3 separate regions of the Mus musculus genome follow, and all the other regions are linked to region 3. A link is a loop called in an ENCODE intact Hi-C map of the cell type or tissue named here. Cell type or tissue: heart. All regions are shown on one strand. Region 1 has its middle 64 kb from the start of Ccdc80. Region 2 holds the start of Cd200r1 (CD200 receptor 1). Region 3 overlaps Cd200r3 (CD200 receptor 3).

Region 1 (8,000 bases), 68 kb after region 3:
GATCAATTTAAAGAGAATCTGAAAAACAAACATAGGCATAGGCAATCATCAATACAAAACTGAACTTGTTCATTGATGTAGAACTATTTAATAGCTATCAGGCAATGAACTGTAATAGAACCGTCTTTCAACAATAAAAGTTCTGCTGAAAAGAAACAATTTAATTCACCGGCTGCCAAACAAGAGTGGTTGTGAAACGTTGGACTCAACTTCACCTCTCAGAGGATAGGACTTACAGATTTGTTGTTAGTTATGTTGTGTTTGTCTTAATTCTTTGAGAATTCATGCATTCATATGATGTGTTTTGTCCATATGCACCCTCTCTCCAACTTCACCTCCTCCTAGGTTCATGCTTCAACCTCCTAACTTCACATCTCCTTATTTTAATAACCCACTGAGTTCAACTTATGCTAATGACTGTGAAGACATCCACTGGACTGTGGTCAACCCATCAGGAGCCACATCTTTAAAGAAAGCTACTTATAAGGTGAGAAAAATAAGAGGTTTTAAAGCTTAAAGATAGAATTAAGTTTACTAATCTATTGACTTTAAGATACAAAACATTTATTGGGTTATCCAAGAGGAACCAGTGTAAAGTAGGGTAGTTTTATATTCACTCCCCCCCACCTTGGGTCTGTGTAGCGCATTAGGGAAGAAGAACATACGAACTTATACACTAAACATGGGAAGCACATGAATTCAGCACAAGATCCAAAGAGGCCATGGTGGCCCAATCTGATCCAGAGCTAAGCAAGAGACAAGTTTTAGCTTCCAGGGCAATGGAAGTGACCTAAGACTTCGAGGGTGGAATGGGGTGTGCACGAAGAACAAAGCAATCTCCTTCTACAGATGAAGTATTCCAAGGCCAACTCTCAGACTCCAGTCTCCAAAAAAATCTTCTCTGGGCAGACAGGATATATCACTGACTATGTAGTGGTGTGCAGTTTCTCTGACTAGCCATCTTGATATAAGTCAAACCAATGTATCTCTCAAGATGTATTTTGGGGTTTCATGATAACCACAAAGACCTTTTGAAGTGAAAAGGGGGTCATAGGTGTTCTCAGAGATAGATAGATAGATAGATAGATAGATAGATAGATAGATAGATAGATAGATAGGAAGAAGAGATTTGAACTTACTGCACTGCTCACTCTGGATATGTAGAAAGAATTCAAGAAATGCCAGTGGCCTTGAGAAACAAGAAGCTGGATTTTCTGTACTTAATTTAAGCATAATGAGACCCATTGTAGACTCTGTCATTCAGAGGTGTAAAGTAACATATTTGTGTTGTTTTACTCTACTCTGCTTGCAATGTGAAGGCCTAGAAAATTCAACACCGAGGTCCTTTGAACTAAAGAAAAATGGAAGGGTTTTAGGTCACTCTGGACTCTCTGCTCCCAGGTCTGGTCATAAAGAAATTCTCTGCTCCAAACTTTGTCTCTGTAACTCCTTCCATGGACCATCTAGAGACTGCCATACCCGGGGATCCATCCCATAATCAGCCTCCAGACACTGACACCATTGCATACACTAGCAAGATTTTGCTGAAAGGACTCAGATATAGCTATCTCTTGTGAGACTATGCTGGGGCCTAGCAAACACAGAAGTGGATGCTCACAGTCAGCTATTGGATGGAACACAGGGCCCCCAGTGGAGGAACTAGAGAAAGTACCCAAGGAGCTGAAGGGGTCTGCAACCCTATAGGTGGAACAACAATATGAACTAACCAGTACCCCCCCTCCCAGAGCTCGTGTTTCTAGCTGCATATGTATCAGAAAATGGCCTAGTCAGCCATCATTGAAAAGAGAGGCCCATCTGTATTGCAAACTTTATATGCCTCAGTACAGGAAAATGCCAGGGCCAAGAAGTGGGAGTGGGTGGGTAGGGGGGTTGGGGGGGTAGGGGGGACTTTTGGGATAGCATTGGAAATGTAAATGAAGAAAATATCTAATTAAAAAAAGAAATTCTCTGAATTTCTCTTGAAAATAGACCATATGAAGTTCATTTCAGATGGGTTCTGCCTTAGCCATTGGGAAGAAAGAATACTTTTAGGGGGGAAGAAATGGCCTCCTCATTCCTTCCCAGGCTTTTTGCCCATGATACAATCTAAATTGGCATAGAGCATATTGTCAGGAGAGAAAACTGTTTAGGTGCCTTCATGCATGCAAGAGTTCCACAAAATATAGGATTTGAAGACATGTCTGATGATGGAAGCTGAAATATAGAAAGAAGTAGTGGTGGTGGTGGTGGTGGGATGTGTGTGTGTGTGTGTGTGTGTGTGTGTGTGTGTGATCTGAGGGCTGTGGTCATGAGTTATAAGAGAGGGAGGGGAGGGAGGGAGGGAGGGGAGGGAGAGAGTAGTAGAATATTTATGTAGGTTAAAAAGTATTTTAGGTAATAACAAAATCGATAATTGTCATGGTGTCAACCAACCTCTCTCTAGTTTTCTGCCTGTCACCCAAGTTCATCTTCCCTAATGAGTGTTAATGTTGGGACTGAGAATTCCTGACTGTGAGTTTGTTTAGAGGGCAGCTCTCTCTAAGTGAATACGGAGAGTTTGGAGAAAATTCTTTCTGAGTCTGGTGTTCCCCATAGGACCTCAGAGTATTGGGTGGTATCCTTTCCTACAGGACAGGAATCAAGGCAGCCTGGTTGAATGTCCCTCAGCTTGTCACCATTTGTCATAGCCTTTCATCCAATAACACGTCTACACTACTGTCCATTCTTAGATGAATCTAAGCATAGACACTTATGTAGGGTGCTGTGCTCCATAAAACTTTGGTTATGATAGGGGTTAGAGAAACGATAAACGATGGCTCAACAGCTAAAGCCGCTTGCTACTTCTTTAGAGGACTTGCATCTGTTTCGCAATAGCCACATCAGGCAGCTCACAATCACCTGTAACTCCAGTTCCAGGGGATTTGATATCCCTTTCTTGCCTATGTGGTACTTATGTAGACAATCCAGTGCACACACACACACACACACACACACAAAACCCTTTATATTTTTTAACCTTTTGATTCAATAAATACAGCATATTTTTCTCTTGTTAGCTTGTCCTTTGTTGTAGGATATTGACCACAAGTCTATGCTAGGAGAATAACAGAACCCCCAATCCCACTCCCACTCCCAACCCCCTATGGACTGTGATAACTTGTCACTGTAAGGCAAGCTACATGAGAGAATTGAGGCAACAAGAGAAAGGGAAAGAACCCATCTTGCCTCTGGATCTTAAGTCTCTTGTTGGCTGAGAGTCAAGAATTTCAACACAGCTGATGAAATTTCCTGCCAAGTGCTATCCTCTTTTTATTCTGAGAAAGTTGCACAAACAAGGTTCCATCCATGTTAGCTACCAAACATATGTCTTGAGTCTTGGAGATCCATGTATAGTAAGAACTCCTTTGACCTTTGCGATTGAGGGTTTATCTTATTAGCTCCCCACTCTTATCTGAAAACTTGAGTGATTTGGCCAATAAATGCTTTATAATCTCATTTACAAGAAAACTCCACCTTCCTTAAATAAGCATACCCAAAACATCATTTTTTACTTAAACCTTAGTTTAGCTATAGATTAGATGGTTTTTAACAGTGCAATTCAAAAGCCAAACATTCTATGGAGAAACAGACACAGTCTTGTTGGGACATAGATCTCATGCTCTTTGTCACTGCAGAAATAGTATGTACCAATCCCTTGAATGCACACTCTTGTCTTTTATGTCAAGTTTATCTTGAAATTGTGTATATGTATTTGTGTGTGTGTGTGTGTGCGTAGCTAGATCCTGGTTCCACCTGAGTGGTGGGCCTGGCAGCGACTCAGCAGGCTGCAGAGATGGCAGAATTGAGTTGGGTTTCCTGCTGTCTCTGACCTTTGAAGGAGAAGAAAATGAGTAGGACATTGAGTAACCCATCTGACCATGAGTAGGGCATTGAGTAACCCATCTGACCATTTCAAAGAGCTTTACTCACCCCTTCCCCTGCCCGAGAAAGCACCACATTTTGTCAACAACAATATGAACTAACCAGTACCCCCAGAGCTCCTGTCTCTAGCTGCATATGTAGCAGAAGGTGGCCTAGTCGGCCATCATTGGGAAGAGAGGCCCCTTGGTCTTGCAAACTTTATCTGCCTCAGTACAGGGGAATGCCAGAGCCAAGAAGTGGGAGTGGGTGGGTAGGGGAGCAGGGCGGGGAGGGGTACAGGGAACTTTCAGGATAGCATTTGAAATGTAAATAAAGAAAATATATAATAAAAAAGAAATGTAAATGAAGAAAATATCTAATAAAAAATTGAAAAAAAAAGAATTTTAAATCCTTAAGTTGTTTTTTTTTTCAGTGTTTACAACCGATGATGTGTAATAGTGTATGTTCATGAGGGTACCTAAAATGTTCATCAAATAGGAAAATGGCCAGCCTAGAAAAAAAGAGAAATAGTTAAAAATACTTGAGTAAAGCTATGAGCAAATCTAGTAACTTCCTTGGACTCTAACAGTTGCAAGGTTTTATTGCTTCACAGTAAACATTATGATCGTACCTAGACAGCTGCCAAGTAACACTGTCTAAGGCCTGAGCCAGGTCAGGATTGAATTTATTGCGTTAGAGCAGGTCCCTAGGGTGATTCTATTCTGAATTCTGAGTTTTCAGCCAACAACTTGGGACCTTTTTGTTGTTCTGCAAATCCCCACCACACTTCAGAAGCATGTCAGCTTTTACCAGATGACTTTTAACTAGATGTGAATTCTGTGAAGCAAATAGTTCTCCTCTCCACTGCTTGAGGCAATTTTCTCTCCCTGGATGGCTTAATAAATAGGAGGGTCACACACAGGAAAGTGTCTCAAGTACTTGTGAGACAGGTTCCTACTGTGCTTTTCCTTCCTGGGTGACTTTGTTGGAAGTGGTTGCTGTGGAGACAAGTCCCTTTTGAATTCTCTAAAATCAAAGTTTATACTTGTTCTACCTCCAGTTCTTGCCCTGGTGTGGAGCTTTGAGTAATAATGGCCCCTCTAGGCTCATATATTTAAATGAATCTTTGGTAGGATTAGAAGGATTAGGAAGCCTCACTGGAGGAAGTGTCACTGACGGTGGGCTTTGATGTTTCAAAAGGCCATGCCAGACTACTCTGCTCTCTCTCTCTCTCTCTCTCTCTCTCTCTCTCTCTCTCTCTCTCTCTTCTCTTCTCTCTCTCTCTCTCTCTCTCTCTGCCCATGGATTAGCATGTAGAACTCTGTTACTTCTCTAGCACCATGTCGGCCTGATTTCCCCATTTGCCATTTTCAATTTCTCTCAAGGATTCACAATTTTAAGGTTTGTATAATTTCCTTATGGTTCTGGGAAGCTTTTGATATTAGTAGATACTTTTACTAGTATACTTTTATACTATAAGTAATATAATAAAAGTATATTTTATTAGTTAACTCTCAGAGGCCCTAAAGCCAACTATTCAGACAAACATAGAAGCATGCTCAATGATTATGTTGGGTAAGATACTGACATGGCTACACATTCATAGGATCAATTGAAGCCAAATGTTTAGGGAGAAAATGGTTATCACATTCCAATTAACTTTCACCTGCAATTTTCTTTTAAAGGATGCTTCTTAACTTATGGATTGACAGTCTCACACATGCATATGCAAAGCCTTTTGATCACACTCATCACCCACTACCTTCTCATATCCCCTCCCACTGGAACCTTTCTTTCCACCACATTCCCTCTATCTTCTAGGTCTTTTCTTTTCTTAATGACATCCTGTTTTGTTTTGGGTTTTTTTAGTGTTGTTTGCATATTTATGGATGGATGAGGGGTGAGGGGTGATTTACTGAACCATGAGCAACTTATTGGTGGGGTAGCAACACCACCAATGAAGATGACTTCTCCCCTGGCAACCATTAAAGACCAATAGCTCCTCTCCTAAAGGTTGACTTGTCTTCCTTCTCCCGCCCATCCATACTGAACTGTTAATGAGCTGGGCATTATCTACAATTTTCAGTATCTGATCATCATCCTGGGTCCTTCATTAATTCAGAGAGATAGCATAAGGCATGGAGAAAGTAGGGGGATTTTCTTCTGTAAATGGACTATTGCTCCCTAATACCTTAGGGAGGAAAAGAAAGAAATATCTGTGTAAACTAGCTCGGTTTTTCTTTTTGGTGTGATTACCTACCTTGAACTTGATTTTATGAGAGTCAATTTCTAAAAGGGACTGGATAAATTTTCTGCTTTTAAAACAAATAAGGGCTCAAAATTCACAAAATCTATGCAAAGCTACAGAAAAAAAAAACTGTTTCAGAACTCCTGAATTAGGTGGTCAGTTGTAATAGAGAAACTTCACACAAGTTTCAACAACATAGGCGGGAAAGGGGAAGAAGACAACCCAGGGAAGAAGAAGAAGAAATATAATCCCCCAAATGAAAATGGAATTGAAACCAATGTCAAGTTATTAACATGTAGAGAAAGTGACTCACTCAGAAGATGGGTGCTGCGATCTTCTAAAAGAGTAGCAACTACTGACCCTCCTCAGACCAACTAACTACTGGCTGCTTTGCTGACCTCTTCGGGAATTGACATTAGCCAAAGAAATCTATTGAGTGTTGCTGGTGGCTTTGAAGTTAGGTTGCATACAGGCTAAGCTTTTAGAAGAGGAAGGGGTACCCGAGAAGCGAACATTGGCTACAGATATGGCTTTAAAGTGCTTCAGACCACGATTTACATGCCAGAACTTGAGAGCTATGGCAAGAGAGGAAGTGTAGCCCATAGGAATAAACTATGTTTGACAGAAATCCGTTCAAAGGGGGGTTTTATCTAATATATGAAGGAGAACAAGAAGGGGGGAAATACAAAGACAATGCTCTAAAATAAGTCTGCTGATAACTGATACAACTTTGGGGGAAATTGCTACAAAGAAAGGAAGCACTTATTCCAGTAAGAAAATACCAGGGAAGGAATCAGCAGGCACATCCATGGTCCCTCTTACTCTACATTCCTTCACATAGAGGATGGGTGCGCACACATGAACAGTACTTGTCTGAATCATAGGCGGTGGCAGTGATTTTGTGAACGTCACCAAAGGCAAAAGAATGAGGTTTATGGTGAGAAATAAAGAGCTAAAATAAGACTGCTTTGGCTTATTCTGCCACCCTGGAGAAGAAAGTGACAACTCTTGGTTATATTTATAATGTGTGTGTCAACACCCAGTAATGTGGCTTTCGGGTATCTGTCTCAGTGAGAGTAAAACACAGTCATTAGAACCAGCATGGAAGTAGAAATGACCTCGTGTATGAATGGAGCTGTAGATGATACTGAGGCAAAACAACTAAGATACTGAAGAAAATGCTCATAGCGTGATATCAATTTTATAAATATAAATATATATATGGAGCTGAAGGGGTCTGCAACCCAATAGGTGGAACAACAATGTGAACTAACCAGTACCCCCAGAGCCCATGTCTCTAGCTGCATATGTAGCAGAAGATGTCCTAGTTAGCCATCATTGGGAAGAGAGGCCCCTTGGTATTGCAAACTTTATATGCCCCAGTACAGGGGAGTGCCAGGGCCAAGAAGTGGGAGTGGGTGGAGTGGGTGGGTAGGGGAGCAGGGCAGGGGGAGGGTATAGGGAAGTTTCGGGATAGCATTTGAAATGTAAATAAAGAAAATATCTAATAAAAAAACAATTATATTATTCTTAAAAATGTATCCATATGGAAAACCATGCAGCTTTGGGAAGTACACTTACTAATGCATACATAACTCCACTAGGCAGGTGAGGACATGAAATTTGTCCAATTCTATTTCTTAACTTAGGACTCTTTTTCTCTTGCATATCAGCTGGCTTGCATTATTTGCAAGTAATGATATAATTCTTATTTGCAAATAGTGATATAGTTCTTAGTGACTGCAGTCGAGTCTACACACGATTCTCTCTAGTCATGTGCACAGGCGAGGCTGAAGCACGGGGGAAAGTTGAACTTCAATCAGCAGTGTCTGGGCAGTGGAGGGCAGGGGCT
Region 2 (8,000 bases), 190 kb before region 3:
TTATCTTTTTTTCCTGTTGACAATGTTTTCTTCCTCTTCCTGGAGCATTTTGCTCAGGGGTAGGAAATTCTTACCACAGAGGTTTTTTGGTTTTTTTTTTTTTTTTCCTTCTTCTCAACTGTAATCTAAGTTTATACTAACTAGTAACATTACACAGAATTTTTCTGGGAAGTTAGACTCTCAGATCTATGACAACTCAAAGGCGGTTATCTGTGACTACAACAACCTAACTCCTCGAAAGTCAAAGAGAATGGAAATTCAGTACTGAGCCTCCCACAGAGGTCTGCGACTGAACGTTCACTGATGTGGCAAAAGGGACTATGTGAATGTAATTAAATTAAGGATCTTCGGATGAACAGACAATGCTCATTGGACAAATTAATCGCAAAGGACCTTGTAAGAGGAAGGCAGAAGGGTCATCATCAGGCGATCAGCTATGGCAATGGAACACAGGTTAGAATGATGTCCGATGGCCGCAGGCTAGAGCGCAGAGACATCTGGGTGCTGGAAAAGGTCGTGTCTCCAGAAGAAGCAAAGGCCTGGCTACGCCTTGATTTTAATCCCATATCATGACGTTCAGACTTTTGACTCCCGGGCAGTGCATTAGTGCTGTGTTTAAGCCTCTCATTTTGGGATTGTTAGGGTAATAATAGAAATAATAGAAAATAATAGAAAAACGCATTTGATGCTCCCAGCATTATGTGTGGGGTTCCAGACTAGATAGTAATCTCACCATGGCATTTTCAAGTAGAAATATTTATTCTGCATTAAAGACTGAGGAAGGGTATACACACTATTATTATTATTATTATTATTATTATTATTATTATTATTATTATATTGGAGAACTTTCCAGAAATTCATTGTGGTTAGGAAATTTACAAGCACGCGGCGAAAATCGATCGATAACCCTCTTCAGTTTTGAATGGAGGTTTAGACACATCCATCTGTCTTGGGCATGTTCAGAGCCTTACTGTACAGTTTATCTGTGAGCAGCAGGAGAAGAGAAAGAGCCAATGGGCTGAAAGTAACCCACTCAGTCAGCTTCCTCTGTCTTTGCTTCACGGTTCTGCACAGGAAATCCATTGCTGTGTCAAGTCCCAGAGAAGTTTCTTCTCTTCCAAGCCAGACTAAAGCACGCGAGTGGAAGGAGTTGGCAGGCAGGACGGGGCTGCTCCCTGCGGATGGGTTAAGAGGTGCGCTACCACGCAGAAGCCAACCCGAGAGAAGAGGGATCCGGGTTATGGTCACTGCTGCTCCCTTACCTCTGAGGAGAAAAAGTACCGAGTGAGCGGCGGAAAACCAGAAAACCGAAATGTTTTGCTTTTGGAGAACTTCTGCCCTAGCAGTGCTCTTAATATGGGGGGTCTTTGTGGCTGGTGAGTCTGAAATTTTTTGGGGGGTGTGGGTGGGGAGAATGACTAAGGGAGGAGAGACCTGTTCTGCGCAGCATTTAAGCCTTGTCCCTTTTCGCTGGGTAACGCAAGCCAATTTCTGTTGTAGAGATAAGGGTTGCTCCAGATATGGGTTACCTTGTCACCTCTACTTTCTGCTTTGTCTGATTTATTTTTGCTTTGTGTTCTATAATGTCCTCCACTGTCGCTTCCTCATCTCCCCTCCCCCTTCAGGACAGGTCAGGATAAATTAAACACATATTCATAGCAATCAAAATGACATGGGGGTCTCTGTATCTTCTTCTTGGGGAAAACCAAAAACCAAAAACCAAACCAACAACCAGCTATCATCTCTGGTCTCCCTCGCCAACAGTGTAAGTTGGGAACGTATCTTTTTTTTTTTTTCCTGACACTTTTCGTGACTGCAGGCTTTACACATACAGTTACACTGGTGTATCTGTGATGTATATTTGCCTTTATCTTGAAGATATGTGGGCTACAGGAGTCACTTTCTGAATCAGGAGGTGCACGCCTCAATGTCTGCAGTTTTGTAGGAGTTCAATAGAATTTGGGGCTACCGTGCGGGTGTCCTGATTTCACTGTAGAAGGGTGGTGGGAGTTCGTGTAGGAGGCTTTTTCATGTTTCACTTTTAGTAGCTGCAGTAGCTACGAGGGAACAACAGACTTAGCTCTGAAATGTATAGTTTAACAATTTAAAGGAGACACGGTATTTCTTTCCTTTCACCAGAATTCCTTTAAAAATCACATTTTGGTCTATCTTCCAGAAAGAGAACATCACATGATAGTCTTACTGGTGAGCACACGTAAGATAACTATGATCCACCACTGCACCCTTCTGCTGAGAATTTTCAGTTATCTGTTCTTTTTGATGTGCATAGCAAGCCATTGAGGTCAGGATGGAAGAAAGCTCCGTTTCACATAGCTAGAACCTAAGCTTAGGGCGGTGAAGTGCTTTGTCCGCAGTACTTATTTCCATAAGCACCACAAAACATTGGAGTGTGCAGTTTACCCGGATTGCTTTTCACTGAGAGGCACCCATTGTAGCACAGCTGAAAACGCTAAGCTAATTATTTGTTTATAATTTGAAGGGGGGGGGAGTGTCCTGAGTCTTTCAGTAGTTGGGCTTCTCTAGAAAGCCTTTAAAGTCTGTGCAGGATCAATTTGACAGGGAAAGCCCAGTCAGGTTGTGTCAGGTTGTGTATTAGTAGATCAGACAAAAAAGCAACAAAATGGAAACATAGCAGAGTTTGAATTTTGAAAGCTGAAAGGTCCTCCCCCCCCCACCCCCCCTCCCCCAGATAGGGGTTCTCTGTATAGCCCTGGCTGTCCTGGAACTCACTTTGTAGACCAGGCTGGCCTTGAACTCAGAAACCCACCTGCCTCTGCCTTCCAAGTGCTGGGATTAAAGGCGTGCATTGGAGACACTACGTTCTCCAAGTCTCTGAAATCCAAGCTGGCATCAGAAAATCATCAAACGTTTAGAATGCCAATCAGTAAATTACTTCTTTATACACATGCTTTGACATGACAAGTTCACCAAGAATGACTTAGGATTGTGAGTTGAAAGCCAGCCAGGGCTGAGACTTTATGGCTTCGCTTAGTGCTGCTGCCGACAGGAGTAGCTCCCTCTGTGTAAGATCCATTCGCACAGGAGAGAGGGCAGGGCATCAGGGTGAGTGATAGATAGAATGCTCTTGTTTTGCCTATTTACTTTTAAATTTTACTTTAAACTTCAAACCCTGTGGTGTTTATTTAATAAAGCACCCGAGGGGAAGTTAACAAGAATCTAATCTTGTGCGTGGCTGAACGACCTCCATGTTCACAGACTGTGGCTTTTCTTTCTCCTTATTTTGTCCCATTGTCTTCAAAGTTCTTATGTTCAAATTATAGTTTCATGTCCTGATTGAGATCACCCCACCTTTTATTGAAGTTGCTGGTTTTGCCAATATGAGTTGCTAACAAGAAAAAGGAACCAACAATCCTCTACTGTTTTCTTCCCTAAAAGAATTTTGACTCATTTTCCTTGCCTTCCACTAGGGGGCAGGTACCAACAGGAGGAGACACACTGAGCCCTATAGAGATTAAATGCCACATCAGAAAAGCAAGGAACAGGCCTCATCGATTTAACCCCTTTCTTCCTTTTTAAAGTTTGTGCTAACTATACATTTGCCAGTTAGCATAACACATAGGTGTGTTTTCCTTTGGACATTAATGTTCAAGATTCTGGCGAATAAGAATACTAAGAGGTGTGTGTGTGTGTGTGTGTGTGTCTCATGTGCAAGAATGCTGACTAAAAGTTCCCAGCAATCTAAATGAGGGAGATGAAAAAAAAAAGAAATCCTTAAGGAACATTGTAAGTCAGAAAATATTGAAGTAAAAAATGTGAGGAATATTAAAACCATAGTGTGTTGAGAATGTTAGTTTTTTTGGGGGGGTGTTTGAGACAGAGTGTTATAGAAGAGTGGGCCCTGACCCACATGTTTTGGCAGACAGATAAAGAAGATAGATAGAGAAGGAAACTGGGAGGCAGGGTGTGTCACCGAACAGAGAGACCCGGAGGTTCTGTGAGACAATGAGATCCAGCTTGCACGAACAATGTGCTAAATAATAATAATAATAATAATAATAATAATAATAATAATATAATAAAGGATGAGGCTGCTTTCTGAGGCTCGTTAACAGGGAGAGAATATGGATATTGTGCAGTTGATGGTGAGGCCGTCTATTAGCTTGTAAGGAGAAGCAATAATCTCAGGCAGTAGTTTTGGAGAATGTGACAGAGGGATCCTGTTGATTGGCAGTCACACTTTGGAAAGCTTGAATTAGGAGTTGAAGTAGTAGAAGGTTCTGTGCTATGGCATTCGTGGCTGCGAAGGGAACTGTAGAGGAAGGACATGAAGGATGGACATGCCTATCCACCCTGGGGAGAACAGAAAGATCTAGAGTTTGCGCACCATATAGAAAGCAGATGTTCCCTCAAAGGCAAGACAGACGGGCAAATGAGAGATGAAGCACTAGAAATGTTTGTCTTCAGTCTGGGGAGCCATAACTATCTCTGTGTAACAGCGAGCAAGTTCTAGGAAGAGATGGGAAAGGAGACAATATCACCTACAGGGACTATGCTTAGCCTTAACTAGAAGGAAAGAAATGTTCTGAGCTTGAGAAATTAGTTGATACAGATCTTAGATTAGGTGAGGCCAGCTCAAAATGGCTAGAACAAGGTGGAATCAATGAAGGTACTCACTGTGATAAACTAACTTCTCAGTATGACCAGGTGAATGTAAGCTGATGTTGCTACCCAACAAAGCCATCCAGTGATCATCTGACTTTCTATTGTGACTGAAGAATTAATCTATGCAGTCGTTAAAATGTTATCAGTGCACAGCGAGCTTTTGTGTCCTCTCCCTTGATTTGCTAGCTCCTGACTGGGTCTAGAGAGCAGGCCGGAGGGTGTCATGTAGCTTTGGACTGAGTGATGCTAATACTCCCTAAGAAGCAGTCAACATCCATCACATTAAGAAACAATAGATATCACAAATACATGAAGTTTTTATGAGAGTTGACTATGATCTACTCATTTCATTCTTCCCCAAGAACTGATGTCATTCATGCGTTGACGCTAAGCAAAGATTTCAAGGTTTTCATACCTAAAATTTAGATGCCTTGCATGTCTGAAAAGCTAGGCTCCATTTGTTCTGAGAACACAATCTTGTGTGTGTTTAGGGGAAGTGCCCTAGAGAAGTGCCAGCACGGAGACACAACTGGCAGTTCTTCCATTTAGGAAGAAGCGATTTTCTTTAAGCATCTCTGCTGCTCTGAACTGTTGATGCTGTGGTCATCAGCACTTAGTGTGGTGTGGAGTCAGACTTAGATTGGGGTTTTGTGTACAGACATTCCTGCATCTCGGTCACCACTGTCATTGGGCACAGTGGGGAGCCGAGTAAGCTGGAGTTTTGAGAGATTTCACTGATCAGAACACTGGTCATTTATATCTCTGCCATATTCAGTTGTTAGGTGGGCGGCCTGGGGAAGGGCTTGATCTTCAGCAAAGAAACCAAACCGTCCTTTGAAGTCTCTGAAAAATGAAGGCTGTCTACTTACTGCTCTCAGTCATAGGAGCAAGGGCTATCCCTGGCGGGGATTCTGGGAGGCACATTCTTGATACATGCTAGAGTTGCTGCCTCCTATGTTCTGCATCCCTTCATGAAATTCTGAGCCTCTATCTGGTATTATTCTCCAAATCAGTTCTATCACTTTAGTTTTTATTTTACTTTTAGCGGTTAAGAAGTTCTCCCAGTTTTCTTTTATATGAAGAGTTAACTATTTATGTCTGAAATATTTATTTTACTTTCATTACCAAAGCATATATTTGCTGGGGATGTGTAGAATTATGGGTTGATATTGATCTCCCCTCCCCTTTAACACCCAAAAAAATCTCTAATGGGGAGTCAGCCGGTCTCTTACATCATTTCTCTGAATTTAATCTCCGATCTTCTAGGCCTGTTTACGACATTTTGTTCATATTGCTGGGGTTTGGCCACATTTAATCTGACTAACTGTGGTATTTTCACCTGTAAGAAATTACTTAACTTCATTAGACATGATTTCCTCACTTATGAAACAAATAGGCATGATAATATTAGGAGATTAAGAATTTTTAGACAGAAAGGACTCAAGACACTTCTGTATTAAATTCTCCCATCTTGTATGTGGAAACTAGCCATGTTCAAGGAACTGCCAATAATGTCGCCTAATCTTTCAGTGGATGAATTAGTTGGAATGGCTCTGTGGGACCAACAATAGAAGGGAAAGAGCTGAGCAAGAGTCTCTCTGTGTATGGAAGGTTTTAGAGGCGATGCACGGGAAAGAAGAGTCACATTTAAGAGAGAAACAAGAACAATTAGAGGCTTGAGATTCCTGTTTAGGAAAAATAAGTCACAGCCAAAATGAGGCTTGGTCATTTGAACGACGAGTAAGCAAGGGAGTGTTTGGCCATGTGTCAGTACTGTGCTTTGTACTGGTGATACTTGATGAAGAAAGATGTAGCAGGGCTGGGGATGTAGTTCAGTGGCAGGGCACTGGTCTACCATGTACAAGGGTTTAAACTAAACCCCAGCACTTCAAAAAGACAGCCATAGACTCCACTTATTTGGAGCTTAGAATCTGGTAGGGAGGATAGATGTTACACAAATTCTCGCAAATAATTAAAGAACATAAAATATGTAGGAAAATTACAGGATGGCATAAAAGTGTAACCGGCAAATCTGATCTTGTCAGGGCATCAGGTGGTGATGACAGAGTAAGGGCTGTGAGAAGAGCTCTCTGGGGCTGGTGGAACAGTCTCCATGATACACACAGAGAGCTCAGGTAGAACGGGGGTGAGGAAGTGTGGAGATTTAGCAGAAATTCTGGAAGGTGGAAAGGATGAGGGGAGAAGATACTGAGGAGAGAGTAGTTTACAAAGGACCTATCTATGGATGGTGATGCATACCTTCAGTCTCTGCATTTAGGCCCGTGAGGGAGGTGGTATGCTCCACCAAGGCTACATAGTTAGAGCCTGTCTCAAACAAGCAAGCAAATAAACAAAACGTTTTTTAAAATAGAGGTGGCTGGGTGGTGGTGCATGCCTTTGATCTTAGCTTGCAGGAGGCAGAGGCATGCAGATTTCTGAGTTCGAGGCCAGCCTGGTCTACTGAGTGAGTTCTAGAATAGCTAGAGCTGTGCTATCTCAAAACAAAAACAAAAACAAAACTAACTAACTAGCTAACTAACTAACTAACTAACTAACTAACATAAAGGAGCCCTGACTTTTGGGAGAATACCCACACCAAGATGCCCAAGGAGAAAGGTAGCTTACAGAGAGGGTATTGGAGTAGGATGGGAAGGAGACAGAGAAGAAACACGTAGGCATTGTGGTGGAGGTGAAGAAAGGGGCTTCAGAAGGAGAAAGTGACCATGTGTGTTGTTAACTTAGAGAGCAACCAGGGAGAGATGCCCCAAAGATTAGTAAATATATTTAGGAGTTGCTCCACACTGGCAGTATGTGTCATCGTCAACTATGTGTGTATACAAAGAGGTTTTGGCAAGGGAAGTTTTTAAAGGTGGAAAGAGAAGGATTACACAGGATGCTTTCAAACTATCATCATTGCCTGTAAGGAATCATGACATGAGTGGGCTCTGTCCATATTTTCCCATAGTTGTTGGGTAATTGTCTTGTTTTCTGTGTAAGGTAGCAGTGACCTTATGTATGGTTTTACAGTTCTTTTTTTTTTCTATTTTTAATTTAATTTAATTTAATTTAATTTTTTTACCACACATAAGCATGATATTCCTGCCCATCATAACCTTCTGACTTTATTTACTTTATTTGATTTTTTAAAAATGAAATAGTTAATACCAATAATTCCATTTTAATTCTAACTTCCCCAATCTAAAAACCCAGCCAAGCAACCCAGGTGCACAGATACTGCCTCAAAGCCCCAATTTGCCTATAAAGATGAGGGTGACCTCGAGATTGCAGTTTGAGTAGAAGGCGGGGGAGCAGTCAGGTTGCAGCTACTGCTGGGGAAATAAGTGGGAGGAAAA
Region 3 (8,000 bases):
ATATGCTGTGAATGACCCATCTACTTCCCCACTTCTCAGGCCAAAGGTCTTAGGAAATATGAACAGAAGTGCTGGGTAATTTTACTCCCCTCAAGCCCCCCAGGAATGGCTTCCATTCACTTCTTCCCAGGATCATTTTATATGATCATGAAAGTTGCATTGCCAGGTACCATGACAACAAACAACATTTTCAAATCTGTCACTAGCTGGCCTTCTTTCCTTGCTTGCTTGCTACCAAGTAACATGACAGTTGCCCTTTGTATTAATCATTCAATACATGACTAAGATCCATCTTAAAAAATCATACCTCTGCACTTTAGAAGTTAAAAGTTGATCCCAGAGAAGGCACTGCCAGTATCATGGGGTAATACTGAGATCTCCCCTTACTGTGTAAAGTTGTAGTGTCCAAATTCCCTGTGATGTCTGCATTCTGCCTTATGGGATGGATGGGCACGATGAATCACTGAGGGCAAGGGCAGGACACTGGTAAACCTAACAACTGTAAAGCAAGACCTTGTCTTCACTGGATACACATAGTATTCCAATAATAAGAGTATGTTTTTAGTTAAAAGAATTATATCTTAGCTAAAGTAGCAAGTGATTGGGTTATTTTATTTTTGGTAAACATCCAGGGTGAAAATGAATGCCTGCTATTAGAGGGTACCTGGATGGTAGCCTCAGATGGTAATTAAAATTCAGCCCATGTCATACTCTATTGCAGTGGATGGTGCCAGGGAAGTTGGTAAAAGTGTGTTGCTCTAAGCTTCTTTTATAGTCTCTGGCTCTGATCTCAGAGCAGTTTCTACTCAGCAGGTGACTAGGGAGAGTAGAGGATTGTATGTGGGATACATATGGATCAGGTCTGGAGTAGTAAACATATCTGCTCAGATTCAACTGACTAAAACTTAGTCATATGATCACACTATCTGGTAGGAAACCTAGACAGTGTGGGCTGGTTGACTTAAAGAAAAAGAATTAGGGCTGGTGCATACTTAGCAAATCTCTGCACATAATAAAGAGAAGGTACAGTATTAATACAAAGATTATTGCCTTTTTTAATAGCAGGAAATCACTATATGTCAAGAAGTAAGTAAATTAGTAATTGCCACTCAAACACAGATAAAGTATGATCTCTTTTGCCTCATCTTTCATTGTACTGTTTGATGTTTAAGTACTGATATAAAAAGGAAAGAGATCTAGTAATATAATTCTGTATTAGACTTGAAAAAAACTGAGGCAGAGATTGCAAATTGTTGATTCATTGTCTATCTTCCCTGTTCTTCTTGTGGAAGACAATTCTCTTCATCCCAACTTTCTAGTCACCTTTTAAAAAATAGGCCTCAAAGTTCATTCCATAAAGTGTCTATGGACCCTGTGTATCTACTTCAAACTGTTATTTGGCCAGTGAGAAGATACATAAAGGGCACTGTGCCAATTTTGTGTGTGTGTCTCAAGAGGTCCTGAGTGTTTCTACTTTTCCTCTTATGGGAATTTGAAAGGCTGAGCCTGCTGGAGATCATTATAGAACATAGATGATTTATGTCAGCCCAGACTTTCTTTTTTCTTTTTTTTTCCCATTTTTTATTAGGTATTTAGCTCATTTACATTTCCAATGCTATACCAAAAGTCCCCCATACCCACCCACCCCCAATCCCCTACCCACCCACTCTCCCTTTTTGGCCCTGGCCTTCCCCTGTACTGGGGCATATAAAGTTTGCAAGTCCAATGGGCCTCTCTTTCCAGTGATGGCCGACTAGGCCATCTTTTGATACATATGCAGCTAGAGTCAAGAGCTCCGGGGTACTGGTTAGTTCATAATGTTGTTCCACCTATAGGGTTGCAGATCCCTTTAGCTCCTTAAGCCCAGACTTTCATCTCTCTGTTGAGGCCAGCTGAAGGATCCAAATGTCATCTTTCTCTTAGACACTTGAGCAAACACAATCAAAGATGATCAGACATGAGCCTGTGCTGATCTTAGACAAATGAACAGTCATTGCCATACATTTCCTCTGGTTGGTTATCATGTAGCACATTTGTGGCATTAAGTAACCCCTACATTGGTCAATAACATATCTCCAATTTTGTAAAGATAGATATAGATAGTAGCCTACATCTATTCAGTTTACCGTGCATCTTATGACCCTGATCATTTGCTCTGGCAATGAGATGTGTGATATTTTTAGGACAACCCTCTAAAGAAAAGGAGGGATTTTCTTTTGCTTTCTAAGCTATCTGTGGGACTGCAGTACTGATGTGGTGCCTTGAGGTCCCAGAGCTAACATGAGCAATGGATGACACTGAAGATGGCAGCTCTTAAGTGAAATGAAAAAGAGGAACAATGGAAGGACTTGGGCCTGATGACCATAGAGTTGTCCCACCAGTTGTAGACCATATATTATCTGTTGTCTTGATGTGATAGATAATAAACTATGTTTTTCATGCCACTGCTGCTTTTTTACTTTGCACATAGCTGGGTTTAATTCTAGTTGAAACCAATACTTACCTGGTCAATTGGAAAGTTTACTATCATAAAACTTGATTGTGTTCTACTCATGTACATGGTATCAATTATTCCTGTTCTCCCCTTAAAGGTAATGAAAGAGATAGGAATAATGGATTAGACAGTGACCTCCAGGTTAATATTAGGACAATTGTTGCTTATGTAGGGGTAAGGTGGGCTTGTGATGGGAAAGCATTGAAATATGAGGATGTGAAAAGATGATCCTGTAGTTTAATGATCCCTAGATGTTGCAATCATGCCTGTGCTGCAGGATTGGGGGGAATAAACAGAACCATGGGCTTCCAGAAAGGATGTGAGTAGGAGGGACAAAGGAATTGAAACCAAACTAGACTCCTTCACTTGTCAAAATGACAAATGTTACTTCTCTACTCATCTCCCACTCCCACTGCTATGGTTTTTGATGTGGTGTTAGAACAAAAGAGTAAACCACTATGCAGCTGCCTTGTCCAAGCCCCCACCTTCCCTTCTCTACACAGATGTGAAATAGTTCCCTCTTTGAACACACATGCACATATCTGCACATATATCTGTATATGTGCACACTCATGTATGTTTCTATATTGTGATGCCTCCATGCCAGAACATGTTTATTTCTTTCCACAATACCAGATTTTACTAAATAACATTGGTAGCAGTTTGCCAGGTAGTACCAATTCCCTTGATAACTGACTAAGGCAACCCAATTTATTTTGTTCCAATCTTAACTACTAATATTGACTCTCAGACCATACTTTATATATCATACAGAAAATATATCTATTTTCTATATATTTATGCATCTATATGTATTTATCTGTTTTTATCATCTAGCTACTTATCATCCATTATCTACCTATATAGGTTACAGAATGTGTTTAAAAGGAATAAAAATCTTCAGCAGGCTTTAAGAAATTACAAAGAAGTCTAGTTGACAAGCACAAACGAAAACAAATAGGGATGTCAGAAGATTCTTCAGGGAGAGGAAGTGTCCAGTAACTAACCATTGAAAGCCTGTTGGAGATGCTGCTGTGGCTGCTGTAGGATCAAGTAGTAGAGACAGACCTCAGATGCCTGAGTGGAGCAATCTAAGCAAGGTGCAGGTACAGACCAGGGAGGCAGTAGAGGCCAGAGGTCAAGAGAGATGAATGGATGAACTGATGACAATTAGAATGAACCACATCAGCACTGAGAAACAAGCCAACATGACACCCCGGGCACAGTCAGAAATTATCTGCTTGTTGGTCCCTTGACTCACACCCAGGGTGGTCAGATGACAGGTTGGTGAGGCTGCTATCATCACAACACATTAGGTGTTCTCCTTATGTGGTCCAGGTGAGGATGTATTAACTCTTCCTCAGTCTGGTCCTTGGGCCTGGCTTTCCTGGTGTTACTTTAATATACTTATATGGTCTCAATTGGCTTTGATAAATGTATTGGGTGGTTCTGCTCTTTCCTTTGGGAATAAGTAGGGTAGTCTGATCACAACACAATAATTACACCCAAAAATCAATATGGTCTCCAATGGGACCATATTGGGAGCAAACCACAGTTGAGAACCACTAGATGGTGCTTCGACTTAATCCTTTTGAACATCTTGAAGCAAACCAAAATCAGCATAGCCTCAGACAAAGTAACCCCGCTTTTCCTTAAATTTCCCCTCCATACAAGCCTATATCTTGTTAACTCTAGCTTTTCTTGGGAGGTGTTTGGAATAGTTACAAAAAGAGGCAGAGCTAAACTTCTGCTTTAAGGAGAAAAAGATCTTCTCAGTTCCTAAATGTGTACTGCTGTTTTCACTTAACTTTAGTAGAAACATTTTGCTCACCAAATAAGCTTCAAGGGGATTGTCATAGGTGAGAGAAGGAAGGTCACTACACTGTCTTCATGGTGAAGCCAAGGTTAGTACTCATTTCTTCCCTGTCAGTGTCAATGGCTTCAGATAAAATTAGCTTTTCTTTTCTCCACTTCCTAGGCCCTCCCACATCATATCTAGAGGCACACATGGTATTCTAATGCTGGCAGGAAGCTTCAGATAAATTAGGTCAACTTCCCTTTTTTCTAAAAGAGGAAACCAAGACTCTCAGATTCGGTGGTCATGGGGTGTCACTAAGAAGTCAGAGGCCCTGCTTTACTTCTCCCCAAGAGAAGGGAGATACTTTCTAAGGCCAAGCCAGACAAGAGGAAGAGTTTGGTCAGCTCTATTTTAGATCACATCTTGCTCATGCGGCCCCAAAGCCCCCACCTCCCTCACCTCTCTTGTCTGACTGGCCAAGTTCAAGTGATAGCTCTTTATCTAATTCATGGAAAAGAAGATGTTAAGATACTTATACTGATTAGATCTTGTGTAGAGCTGGGCAGAGCTGGGCAGAGCTGGGCAGAGCTGGGCAGAGCTGGGCAGAGCTGGACAGAGCTGGGCTTAGGATCTATCCTTTACCAGGCATGAGTCCTTATGAGAGAGAAGCCTGAGAAGACCTGGTATACTGTGAAAAAGACAGAACTAGAGGACATGCATGAGTCCTTGCTAATGAAGAGGAAGACAGTAAAACTGAGTTAAAAGATGCATAAAAATCAGACAGTAGGCAAGGTCGGGGAAGATAGGCATAGCAAGAAGAGGGGATGGGCTGTGAGGGTCAGGGTAGGGTCTTCATCAGGGTGATGGAAGCTGTGTTGTTTACTCACATACAGCTTTTGTTTCTTTTATTGGCTATTTTCTTTATTTACATTTCAAATGCTTTCTCCTTTCCAGGTCTCCCCTTCGGAAATCCCCCATCCCACCCTTGCCCCCGTTCCCCTGCCACTATGAGGGTACTTCCTCACCCACACTCCTGCCTTCCCACCCTGGCATTCCACTACACTGGGGCATCGAACCCCCTCAGGCCCAAGAGCCGCTCCTCCCACTAATGTCCAACAAGGCCATCCTCTGCCACCTATGAGGCCTGAGTCATGGGTCCCTCCATGTGTACTCTTTAGTTGTTGGTCCACTCCCCAAGAGCTCTGGGACTTCTGGCCAGTTGACACTGTTGCCCCCACCATGGGGCTTCAAACCCCCTCAGCTCCTTCAGTCCCTTCTCCAACTCCTCCACCAGGGACCCTGTGCTCAGCTCAATGGTTGGCTTGGAGCATCTGCCTCTGATTTTGTCAGGCTCAGGAAGAGCCTCTCAGGAGACAGCCATATCAGGCTCCTGTCAGCAAGCACTTCCCAGCATCCACAATAGTGTCTAGGTTTGCAACTGTATATGGGAGGGATCCCCAGGCAGAGCAGTCTCTGGATGGCCTTTCCTTTAGTCTCTGCTCCACACTTTATCTCCATATTTCCTCCTGTGAGTAGTTTGTTCCCACTTCTAAGAAATACTGAAGCATCCATCCACACTTTGGTCTTCTTCCTTCTTGAGATTCATATGGTCTGTGAATTGAATCTGAGGTATTCTGAACTTTTGGGCTAATATCCACTTCTCAGTGTGTGTATACCATGTGTGTTCTTTTGTGACTGGGTTACCTCACTCAGGATGATATTTTCAAGTTCTATCCATTTGCCTGCAAATTTCATGAAGTCATTGTTTTTAATAGCTGAGTAGTACTCCATTGTGTAAATGTGTAACAGAAGACACTTATTAAGAATACCAACAAGATTTGGCAGATTCAGCTAATCTTAATTAATTTATAAAGTTCTCTGAACAGAATGTTCAAATCTCTTACTGATTCATCCAATGGTGATTTGCAGATCAAATGAGGAACCAACAACATTGGCTCCTACGTAGTGAAGAACCAAAACAGGTTTGTGAGAGGGAGTGGGTCTGATGGTTGAGGCTGATAGAGAGGGAGGGACTTTCTCTCTCAGCTGATGACTTCAGTATTGATCAAGTACTTCTCCCACCATGAAATCGGAATACAATTCTTACTATTAGGCCAGCTGAAGAGAAGGTTTTGAAGACAGTCTTTATCTGGTTATTAATATTCCTCCAAAGGATGTTACGGAAATGCAGAATTTTATCTTTCAGCCCAGTCTATCAGCTTCTAAAGTGTTCTCATGTGTCTACAAGCACACAGGAAAACATTTCATTGCTTTCTTCCTAATCTCATGTCTTCCCCCTCCTCCTTCTCTTCTTCCTCCTCCTCTTCCCCCTGTGTAAGACTCAGAGCTCAATCATAGATAAACACAGACAGGATCCCTCCTCCTCCTCCTCTTCTTCCTGTGTAAGACTCAGAGTTCACATACAGATAAACACAGACAGGATCTCCCCTCCTCCGCTTACTCCTCCTCCTCTTCTTTCTCCTCCTCCTCCTCCTCTTCCTCTTCCTATGTAAGACTCAGCCCACACACAGATAAACACAGACAGGATCCCATTATTAGTATATCTTTCCATTCCAAAGCTCCAGAGATTTAGTCTTCATGAAAGAGAGAAGAAGCAAGCGTTCAGTATGGCAGAGAGAAGCTCTTGGGTGAACGGAGAGTATCTACAACTCTGATCAGGTAAAGAGAGAAAAGATAAAACAAATTATATTTCCAATTGCTGGAATGTTCGCCTGTCGGTAAGAACAGGATCCTGAACCGGAGCCAGAGTTACATGAGAAAGACTGGTCCTATAATGCTGTCTGTGCCATTGGGTTTACATGATGTAAAAGCTTGAGTACATCACACTTTCTCTTCTGAAAACAGAGTGCCAGAAGGCTCCTGAGGAGAGTGGTCTGTGGTTAAGATGAGATTTACCACCATCTGAAAGACATCTTGTCTACCGCGCAGCGTGCTGAGATTCCGAGAAGCAGCCACAGAACCTACTAGGAAGACAAATCTGATGTGGTTGTCAATCCTTTCAATGGACCTGAGTACTTCTATAAACCCGAGTGAGGTTGTGCTGGACCCAGGAGCCAGGCTAGGTCATATATGTTGATTTTTGCTGCAAGACCTCATGGTTTATCTACAAATCCTAAATTCTTTCACTTCCAGTTTTAAAACTTTTGGCCCAAGCATTTTATCCACAGCATAACACCTTTAAAGAAACTCTCCCACGGAAACTGCTGGTTCCATGGAATGGAAAATTGCAACATGGTTTACAAGACAGTGCAAACCAAGCAGCATTCCAAGATATGAGCTTCAGAAAGTTACAGGAACTGTCTTGGGACGAGAAAGAAGGATTAAATAGTTCCCAGTCCAGCAAGAAGCATCTGTCTTTTGTCATTTTCTCCACGTAACATAAAATGTGCAGCAGAAGGCAGTCATGCCAACAGGGGTGAGGAAGGTCAGTTGTTGGTAACATTTTCCACTGATCTCTTACAACTGAAACCTCAAATCCCATTACAGTCCAACTGCCTGTCAGCTATGATACTGACTGATGCAGGCCAAGGTGGCCCATCCCTTTCCATCAATTAAAAAAAAAAAAAAAGGAAAAGTTGTAAAGGTACGCTTTTACAACACATGTGAAGTAATATTCAGCCTATACGTTAATAGTCAAGGTAGTGACAAATTTAAAGATATAATTTTTATAAATCAAATTATACTATT

What was found. Peaks named below come from ENCODE experiments on the same cell type or tissue, not always from the same donor. Only the 100,000 strongest peaks of a DNase experiment are listed, where the experiment ranks them.
Region 1: it touches region 3 in a loop (6-fold over the local background); 3 of 42 quality-filtered maps call a loop at or near these places.
Region 2: it touches region 3 in a loop (2.3-fold over the local background); 3 of 42 quality-filtered maps call a loop at or near these places.

What each region holds. Positions count from the first base shown.
Region 1 is chr16:45,026,414-45,034,413 of GRCm38, forward strand. It overlaps a transcript of Cd200r3 not described here. Among named protein-coding and RNA genes, the nearest start is that of Ccdc80, 64 kb to the right of the region's middle. In heart, no CTCF peak of the experiment used is centred here; a DNase peak (open chromatin) is centred at 4,568.
Region 2 is chr16:44,764,694-44,772,693 of GRCm38, forward strand. Cd200r1 (CD200 receptor 1) reads left to right here and starts at 1,043. Exons shown (of 7, transcript NM_021325.3): 1 at 1,043-1,379. The coding sequence starts at 1,316. In heart, a CTCF peak has its summit at 3,448 (motif pointing right); a DNase peak (open chromatin) is centred at 1,128; H3K4me3 peaks cover 378 bases.
Region 3 is chr16:44,958,425-44,966,424 of GRCm38, forward strand. All of the region lies in intron 5 of Cd200r3 (CD200 receptor 3), which reads left to right. Among named protein-coding and RNA genes, the nearest start is that of Cd200r3, 19 kb to the left of the region's middle. In heart, a CTCF peak has its summit at 4,036 (motif pointing right); a DNase peak (open chromatin) is centred at 4,647; H3K27ac peaks cover 952 bases.